Linked DNA regions of Homo sapiens: region 2 is linked to region 1. Evidence: chromatin loops called from intact Hi-C (ENCODE). Cell type or tissue: endothelial cell of umbilical vein. All regions are shown on one strand. Each heading gives the region's core, and the rest is flanking DNA. Links, peaks and the distances in the headings are about the cores only.

Region 1 (4,405 bases), core at 129-4,128:
CACTTGTGCTGAGAACCAATCTTAACATCTCACTGGCAAACTGAGTTAGAAACTGCCTAAAATTCCAGCATATCAATGATGAAAATCAGGTCAGGCATGGTGCTCATGTCTGTAATCCCAGAACTTTGGAAAGCTGAGTCAGGAGGATCACTTGAGGCCAGGAGTTGGAGAGTAGCCTGGGCAACATAGCGAGACCCTGCCTCTAAAGGAAAATTGGCAGAGCATGGCGGTGTGCACTATGTCTCAGCTGCTCAAGAAGTTGAGGCGGGAGGACCACTTGAGCCCAGAAATTCTAAGGGGTCAATGACATTTCTGAAGGTGAGAAGTCCAGGGGATAGGAAAGCCAAGTTGGGTGGAAACCTAAGCAGGCAGGCAGCATAGGGAGAGGAAGGAACTGGCCTCAGCATCAGTGAGCTGGCTTTTATTCTCATGACTTATCCTCTGGAGCTAATGACTCCAGCAATCTTAAACAAGTGGACTAATCTCTCCGCGCCTTGATTTTCTGATCTGGGAAATGAGAAGAATCAAGCTTTATTTCACTATATCTCTGACAAAGATACTGTTTTACTTTATAACTGGAAATCTTATTTCAGTATTTTTTTTTCTAGCCAGAAGCTTCTGAAAGAGAAGGAGCAAATCTGTGTCCCTCAATTATTTATGGAGCATTTTCTTAGACTAGGTTACCCCTGGCTAGACTGAAACTTACTACTGCTTGTCGAAAAGAAACCTTAAAATTGTGTTTTATGTATTTTCGCCTTAAAATCCGTTTAGATTCAGATGACGTATGTACTATACAAATAATGACATTGATTTTATTTTTATTTTATTTTTAGAGATAGGGTCTCACTCTTTTGCACAGTTTAGAGTGCAGTGTTGTGATCATAGCTTACTGCAGCTTCAAACCCCTGGGCTCAACTGATGCTCCCACCTCAGCTTCCTGAGTAGCTTTGACTCCAGGTACACAGCACCATGTCCAGCTATTTTTTTTTTTTTGAGACAGGGTCTTACTATGTTGCCCAGGCTGCTTTCCAGCTCCTGGCCTCAAGTGATCCTCCCACCTCAGCCTCCCAAAGTGCTGGGACTATAGGCATGAACCACCATGACTTAGTTGGTTTTGATTTTTGTGGCTTCACAGATTCATCCATAAGAGAAAAAAAGAATCCTATTGAACCCTTGAAAGTAGAAATCTAAATTCATTTTTTGTTACATAAACACAGACTTAACATTTGAGGAACTAACTGGTCTCAAATGCTAGAAGTCAGCAAAACAAGAAAAATGTTGTTTATATTAAAAAGGAAAGCATAACGAGTTTCTGAAATCTGATAAAAGATGTCAATACTGATAGCCCAAAATTGGAGAATTCTTAGAAATGCAAACTAAGTAAATATTCTTTTTAACTCCATTTTCTAAGGCACTAGATCTTTTTATTCCTCTCCCCGCTCATACTCCACAATATAGTGTCTTATGAACAAGAGCCTTGCTTCTCAAATGGGGTTCTAAAATTGTCCAGCAGCATGGATATTAACTGCGAGCTTGTTAGAAACACAGTCTCTTCAGGGCTTACTCCAGAGCTACTGGGTCAGAATCCGCATTTTAACAAACTCTCCTAGTGATTTTCATGCAGTCAGGTTTGAGGAGTACTGCACTGGAGAACATTTGGCTATAAATAGAAGAGATCATAAAAACAACCTTGTCAAATAGAGAAGTAAGTGAAATTAAACTGCCTTGTGCTTGCCACTAAAAGGGGAAATTGTATTAATCCTCTGAGGGTCCGTTTCTTTTTCTCCTGTGTATGCACTGATATCTATTTCCATCTTTCTTTGCCACTTGCTTATAATATCTTTCTCTTTTATATTATATATGATGCTTACATGTAATTATGCTTAAACTGTATAATTGCTATCACTTTGCAAAATTTCAAACTTCCTCTAATATTACTTCACTCTGAAGCCTAGGATATGCTGTGTTTACACAGCCTCTATCTGTTTCCTTTTCTCTGAGACTCCTTCCCCCATTAAAGCAGACATAATACGAAATAGAAGAATGGTTTGGCTTGGGAATGTACTGATTCTGGGAGTGCAGCCATGGAGCAGTGCCAGCCAGAATTGGATGAATGATACGAGGGGTACAGTGAGACCTGGGATCTTCATTATCAAAAGGAGGGGCATATTTTAGTTATGGGCAATACAAAATTTTGCTGCGACATAAACCATAGCTGATGAGAATGTTTGTTTTAATCTGCTTTGAGGGCTGAAATATGACATTCTCTTGGTTGTTAATGCTTTCCGGAAGAATCATAAATGGAAGGAGAGGCTTAGAAATTTCTTTTTCTTTTCTACTACATTTCCAATGATACCTTATAAAGCTTCTTCCCCATTAAAATTCAAATAAAGAATATAAACCCATCTTGATTAAAACAAAAGAGATGAAGTAATACAGTTATAGAGTGAAAAGAACAAAAGCTTTAGAATCAGACAGACTTACTGGAGTTGACATCCCATATCTGTCACTTTACAAACTGTAAACTGTATCAAATTCTTGACCTCTTTGAGCCTCAGATTTCTCATCTGTGAAATGGAGATTGTGATACTTATTTTGAAGAATTGTTTTAGAGAATTAAAAGAGATAATGTATTAGAGACCCTAGAATAGGAACTGATAATTAATCACTCAACTAATATTCATTATCTTCCTTTCTTCCTATTCTGAATCAGCGGGCAGGATTATTTTAATATGACTGGCTAAAAAACCATTGAGAGATAGTCATTGCTGTGATTGAAAGCCAAATTGGTAAATGTGATCTCCACACAGAAATGTTATAAACAGATGCATGAGTATTGTTTGTGCAGGTTACACTGCTGTGCTGAGGGAATAGGGCTGATTAATTTGAATAAACGTAAAGATTGGTATGGTTCTACAATTCTTCTGCAATCTGCAAAAGGAAGGAAAGAACCATAGAAATCCTCAAATGTTTTCCAATATTTAGGCGGGACCCTTCCTTTCTACTGTTTCACTTTTGAAGACTATGCAGAAAGTATTTTTAAAAGGAAAACATTACTGAAATGCATACATGAATATAACTTTTCTATAAAAGTCATTGTTGTCTCATATATTGAGGCATTAGTTTAACATTTAACTATTTATTGTGCCAGAGTACTGAGTTAGGTGTTAGGGATACATGAGTCAACAAAAAGGCCAGTTAATAAATAAATATAATTGCAAATGTTGGTAAGGGGCCAAAGAAGAAAAAGGAGGTTATCACAACGTAGTTCCTTCCTATAACCTTAGTGTTTCTATCTGGAATAAAGTAGCCCTTTTTTGCCCCCTTTTTCTCTTTACGCAAGTTGAGCTTGGGTCCATATATCTCTCATACTTTGTAAAACCACAGCTTTTAAGACATATTTTTCTTGGTGTTTGGGATTAAATTTCATTCAGCTTCCTTAATTCCACTAAATCTCTTTTTAATTTTTCTTCTACAACCTGATTCTAATTGCAAATTTGCATTATATGGGATTTTTTTTTATGAGAAAAGAGAAACTGAGACTAAATTCTAGCTACTTTATCCTTGTCTCAGTAGGTCTACTAAATTGTTCATATTCAGAAAATGGGAGAGCAGGACCATAATCCAGGGACAAAGAAGATTTTGTTTGTCGGTTTACAGCTGGGCCGGCCCCATTCACAGGCAGTTTGTTTAACCAAGGTAAATAGGATTTCAGCTGGATCCTGAAGTGAGCATACGTAGATGGGAGAAAACGTTGTGGTAGATGATGACTCAAATTGCCAATGCCTCTCTATATCCATATCCTTTGACTTCCCAGACTCCCATTAAGAGGTGGAAGTTATTTTCCCACCTCTGAATCTGAGCTGTATTTGTGACTTGTTTTAGTCAACAATTAGGAGCAAGTGAGTTTTATGCCACTTCTAAGCCCAGGCTCCAAGAGGCCTTGTGTTAATCTTGCCCATAACTATGAAAATGAGCTGAGGTATCCCGTTGGCAGGTGGATACATGTGGCTCGATTACCTCTATCACCCCAGACAACAACCTGACTGTTGCCAGACATACGAGCAAAGCCATCCTAGACCAGCTAGTTGATTGTGAATGCATGAGTAAACCCAGTCAAACCTGTTTCAGATGAGCAGGACTACATAGCTGAACCATAAATTCAGAGCAATAAAAAATATTCTCAGTTTTAAGCTTCTGATTTTGAGGCTATTTGTTTTGCAGCAATAACTGATTATAAATATTTGCTACTTGAACGATTCCATGGTTTTCTAAGGTGATGTCCATTTTTCCTTTTCACCATCTCATTTTTGTATGAATTCCACCCTTAGCAAAGTTATTTTATCCTTTGATTGGTAAGAAAATCCAAAGGCAGACGTGTGCAGTGAATGTTTCATAATAAAGC
Region 2 (4,405 bases), core at 248-4,247, 57 kb before region 1:
CTTTCAAAAACAAAATAAGAGGATAGAAGAATATTAAAAAGAATAGAAAGTTTAAAAAATACATAAAGGCAGAGCAAGAAATCTGGTATAAACTCATGCAAAATTATGGCTGTCCTAGAAACTGAAAATAATGTGTTAAAAAGAAGACAACCAAATCATATAAAATCATAATGATTGGCTGGTAACAATGTTTTCTTTTCCGCTACTCTGTGGTATGTGTCAGCTTTCAATAACTTTAAAGTGCTTTTTTCTTTACCCAAGTTGAAAATCATCAGGTAAATCTAGAAAAATTAGAATAAATAACTCTCTTCTTTTTCCAGAAAAGTCTTTGGCTTTATTTAGGATATTTTACCTCTGCCATTAGAAGGTGAAAATACAAATAACTAGTCCAAATGGAAAGTATTAATGGGAAGCTGAAAATTGTTTCAGTCAATCAACCAATCCATACTTACTAATTGAGCACTTAGTATGAGATCTGTGTTTGGGATGATAGAGATAACAAGTATGAGAATCTTTTATTTATAATTGAGGGTTTAAGAAATAATCACATTATTCAGTTCATAAAAAGTCATATTATATCTACATTAAATGCATTTGTTGATCTCTATCTAGTTATTATATAAGATGCAAAGATAAGTAAGGCAGCCTTACCACTATCAGCAAAACAAAGGTGGTTCCAATATTTGAACAGCTGATGCAGTTTATTGTTTGAATTAGAGATCTGCTTCTCTGTAGCTGTAAATTTATAGATACACTTCAGTTTCTTTATCTATAAAATGGAGATAATGCCTACTCTATAGAATATAGAAAATATACTGCTCAGTAAATATCCATGTGCTTCCTCACATTTCCCACCTCCTTTGCAGTTACATTTAGACATACAAGTAATTCTGGTCAGTGGGCTGTTAATAAAAGTGATGTGTGCCACTTCTAGTCCAAAGAATTTGAAAGCTGCGGTGCAATGTGTAGCTGTTTTGTATTGCAGTGATGTGAAATCTGAGGATGACTACCCTGGAAATTTACCTGACCCACACTGGATTAGAATAAACTTTTGTGTGTCAGAAATAAACTTTTGAGTTGTCAATTGTGTTGAATTTCTATTTGTCATAGATTTGTGGGGCCAGTGTTGACCAATGTACAGGGTTACTTTGAAGATCATATGAGATGATGCATGTAAACTTCTTAGTATAGTGTCTTGCACAGAGTAAGCAATCAATAAATGAAAGCCATCATTATTTACAGACTTTCCTAAATAGAATTAGTTATTAAAAGCTTTTTCTGTCCAGGCAAGGTGGCACATGCCTGTAAGCCAAGTTCTTTGGGAGACTCAGGTGGGAGGATCTCTTAAGGCTGGGAGTTGGAGCAGCCTAGGCAACATAGTGAGATCCTTGTTTCTACAAATAAGAAAAAGTATTAGCTCAGAGTGGTGACATATACTTGTAGTCCTTGCTATTTGGGAGGCTGAGGTGGAAGGATCACTTTATCTCAGGAATCTGGAATTACAGTGATCACATCACTGCACTTCAGCCTTGGCAACAGAGCAAGACCCTGTCTCAAAACGAAACAAAGGAAAAACAAAAACAAAAGTTCTTCTTCTTTTTTTTTTTTTTTGGTTATAAAATAAGTCAGTATGGGAAAGAAAACTCTAGAATATGTTGGCAGAAAATTTCCAAAGCTACTTCATGCTTTTACTTTCTCTAACTTTTTTTTCAAATTGAATACACTTAATCTTTTTGATAGGAGTGGCTACTCATTGAACTTGTACTTTTTGTAAACAAAGTATATGTTTTTGGTCAGAGATCTCTAAGGTTTTTATTTATGGATAATTCATTGCTCCAAACCAATGGTGAAAACTAGTGATCTTTCAAACATGGGAACACCCTATAATTTTCTTCTGGCATTGCAACAATTTGATGTTCATCTTTCTCTTTTCTGGCTGAACCTATATACACTTAAGTACAGGATCACATTAAGAAAATGCTCAGACCACATGTAAACAACCTGTGGCTAGACAATTCCTGAACCCTATGCAATGTCCAATTTTCAAAGGATGTAAGCTTCTGTGTTGTTTTCTCTACCATGTATTTTTCCACAAAAGTCCTACTTACTACTTTATCATGAACCGATGTATTTGGGCATAAGTCTAGACATGCTGTGATTTTAAAGAAGTAGATCATTTCCTGCCTACCCTATACTTTTGCCCTCTGGAGAGGGGATTTGGACATCTCCTGGGCCCTGAGACCCAGCTCTCTGGGTGTGTCTAGATAGAACTCCCAAATTAAAAAGATTCGGGGAAAAGATTTGGAAGGATATGAAGGAATTACAATAAGTTTGAATCATCTGCAGATGAAAATAAGATGACCATAGTAAGTCATGAAGAAAAGGGCAAGGAGAGTTGAATTAGGTTTATTCAATTGATGATCAGTTTTTATTTTTTATTAAGTAAAGCTGCCACTTTAAAGGAAATAAAAAATGTGAATGTATTTGATAAATCAGATGACTCCGTAACATTCAAGTGTGAGTTGGTGGAAAAACAAACCAAGAGTGTCTGTTCTTTTAGTCAGTGGATTTATAAACTAAATCAGGAAGCTGTTTCCCTCAGCTTTTCTCCCATTCCCTTTCCCTCAGTAGTGAAGATATGACTCATCAGGATTGATTATACAGCTGACTAAAACAACCAGGAGAAGGCATGATGAGTGGTGAGAGGTGGGGGTAAACAACTGTCATTTAAATACTGCAGAAACATCTCCGTCTATGGTTCCTATGCAGGAGATTTCTCCCAAGCATGTTTCAGAGCTTAGAGGTGGGCATAAGAGGCCACGTGGGATATTCTGTCAGGATGGGCAAGGCCTCAGTTGAGGGCCACAGCATGTCATCTGGATGGGTTCTGGCCACAGCACATAAGGCCAGAAATCTGAATGAAGAAAATGACAGTTGCTCTTATGGAAGGATGCGAGCACAAGGCTGGGAGGGGAATTAATGCAGTGGATGATGGCATCACGACACAGGCTGGCAGAATGGCTGAAACAAACAAGAGAAGCTTTAACAAAGATAAATACAAAAGATGCAGACAGAGTGTGAGAAAGAAAATAATAAAGTAAAATAAAAATTCTGATTGTAGGTTAGATTATTAATAAATATTCATATTATCAAACTGTGCATGAACTTCTAAAAATGGGTTGAAGTAGTTCAACATAGAACACAAAACCTTAGAAAGTCTAGAAAATGAATCTAAATGACTCATATTTTTAAAAAACTAAGAATAATATGCTACTTTTCACTAGTCAGATGTACAAAGATAAATCAAGTTTGATAGTAGGGTGTTGGCTCTGGGATGGGCAAAGAAACATTCGTAAATCCTATTTCTGTTGTTGTAAGCCCTTGATAGAGCAATTTGGAAATTGGTACCAAAATTTAAAATAAATATGCCCTTTAAACACAGCAATTTCTAGCTATAATTTCATATGTTCAAAGACACACACATAAAGATACACCAATTTACAATCTTTTGCAGCCTTTTTCGTTATTGCACAAACTGGACACTACTAATAGTGCCAATAAGGGACTGAATAAATTGTTTTATGTAATGTAATGGAAAACTTTGTAGTACATTAAAAATACATCTATATATGCTAATAGAATATGATAGAATATGAGATAATCTCCACATGTTGTTAAATGACAAAGCAGTTTGCCATTTAACATATATATAGTCTACATATAGTTTTCTCTAATACTGAAGGAAAGATAAAGGAAATTGAGTCTTCAGGAGGTAAACAGAAATGCATTGTTGGGAAAAGAAAGGGTGTTCCAAGCATCCAGAACAGAGTGTGCAATTAATGTAAGTGTAAACTAGTATGAATTTCCAGGAAATAGTGACTAGTCCACTTAAGATACATACCAAAGCACCTAGTTGCTAATTTTATATTGTTTTCTCCCTTGAATTCTGGTGCATGTGCCAGAGTAAATGTGTACAATATCCAAAAAATAAAACAATTCCTGGTTACCTAGAGTAACTACTAACATTGTTAGAAATGATTCAGACAAACATATTGATAGGGCCTGAACACATAGAGAACTCCTTAGCTTTCAGTAGTAGAATTCATCCACTCCTCCCAAGAGTAGAGATATGAAAGCTTTTAGTTAGAGCACGAAATCAACTTTAACTATCTCCTATAGTAACAAGGGAATCAACGCCAACCTTTTAAGTAAACAGGTACCTATGCTGTTTAAATATTTGCACCAATTGACAATGGAGGCAAATATTTACCTACATTCTGGTAAATATGGCAATTTAAGTTTCCTTCTATGAAATTTTGAGCTAATTCTGGGGACTTTTTTTGTTGTGTGTGTAACTTGTAGTTTTACACTATTATACTGTATTTATCCTAATTTGTAGATTCAA

The links. Peaks named below come from ENCODE experiments on the same cell type or tissue, not always from the same donor. Only the 100,000 strongest peaks of a DNase experiment are listed, where the experiment ranks them.
Region 2: a loop joins it to region 1, with 2.9 times the contacts of the local background. A loop is called at or near these places in 1 of 110 quality-filtered maps.

The regions. Positions count from the first base shown.
Region 1 is chr6:81,806,665-81,811,069 of GRCh38, reverse strand. No RefSeq gene overlaps it. Among named protein-coding and RNA genes, the nearest start is that of LINC01526, 5.3 kb to the left of the region's middle. In endothelial cell of umbilical vein, for the core only: no CTCF peak of the experiment used is centred there; a DNase peak (open chromatin) is centred at 2,019; H3K27ac peaks cover 1,379 bases.
Region 2 is chr6:81,864,163-81,868,567 of GRCh38, reverse strand. All of the region lies in intron 3 of LINC02542 (long intergenic non-protein coding RNA 2542), which reads left to right. Among named protein-coding and RNA genes, the nearest start is that of LINC01526, 52 kb to the right of the region's middle. In endothelial cell of umbilical vein, for the core only: no CTCF peak of the experiment used is centred there; a DNase peak (open chromatin) is centred at 2,617; H3K27ac peaks cover 1,784 bases.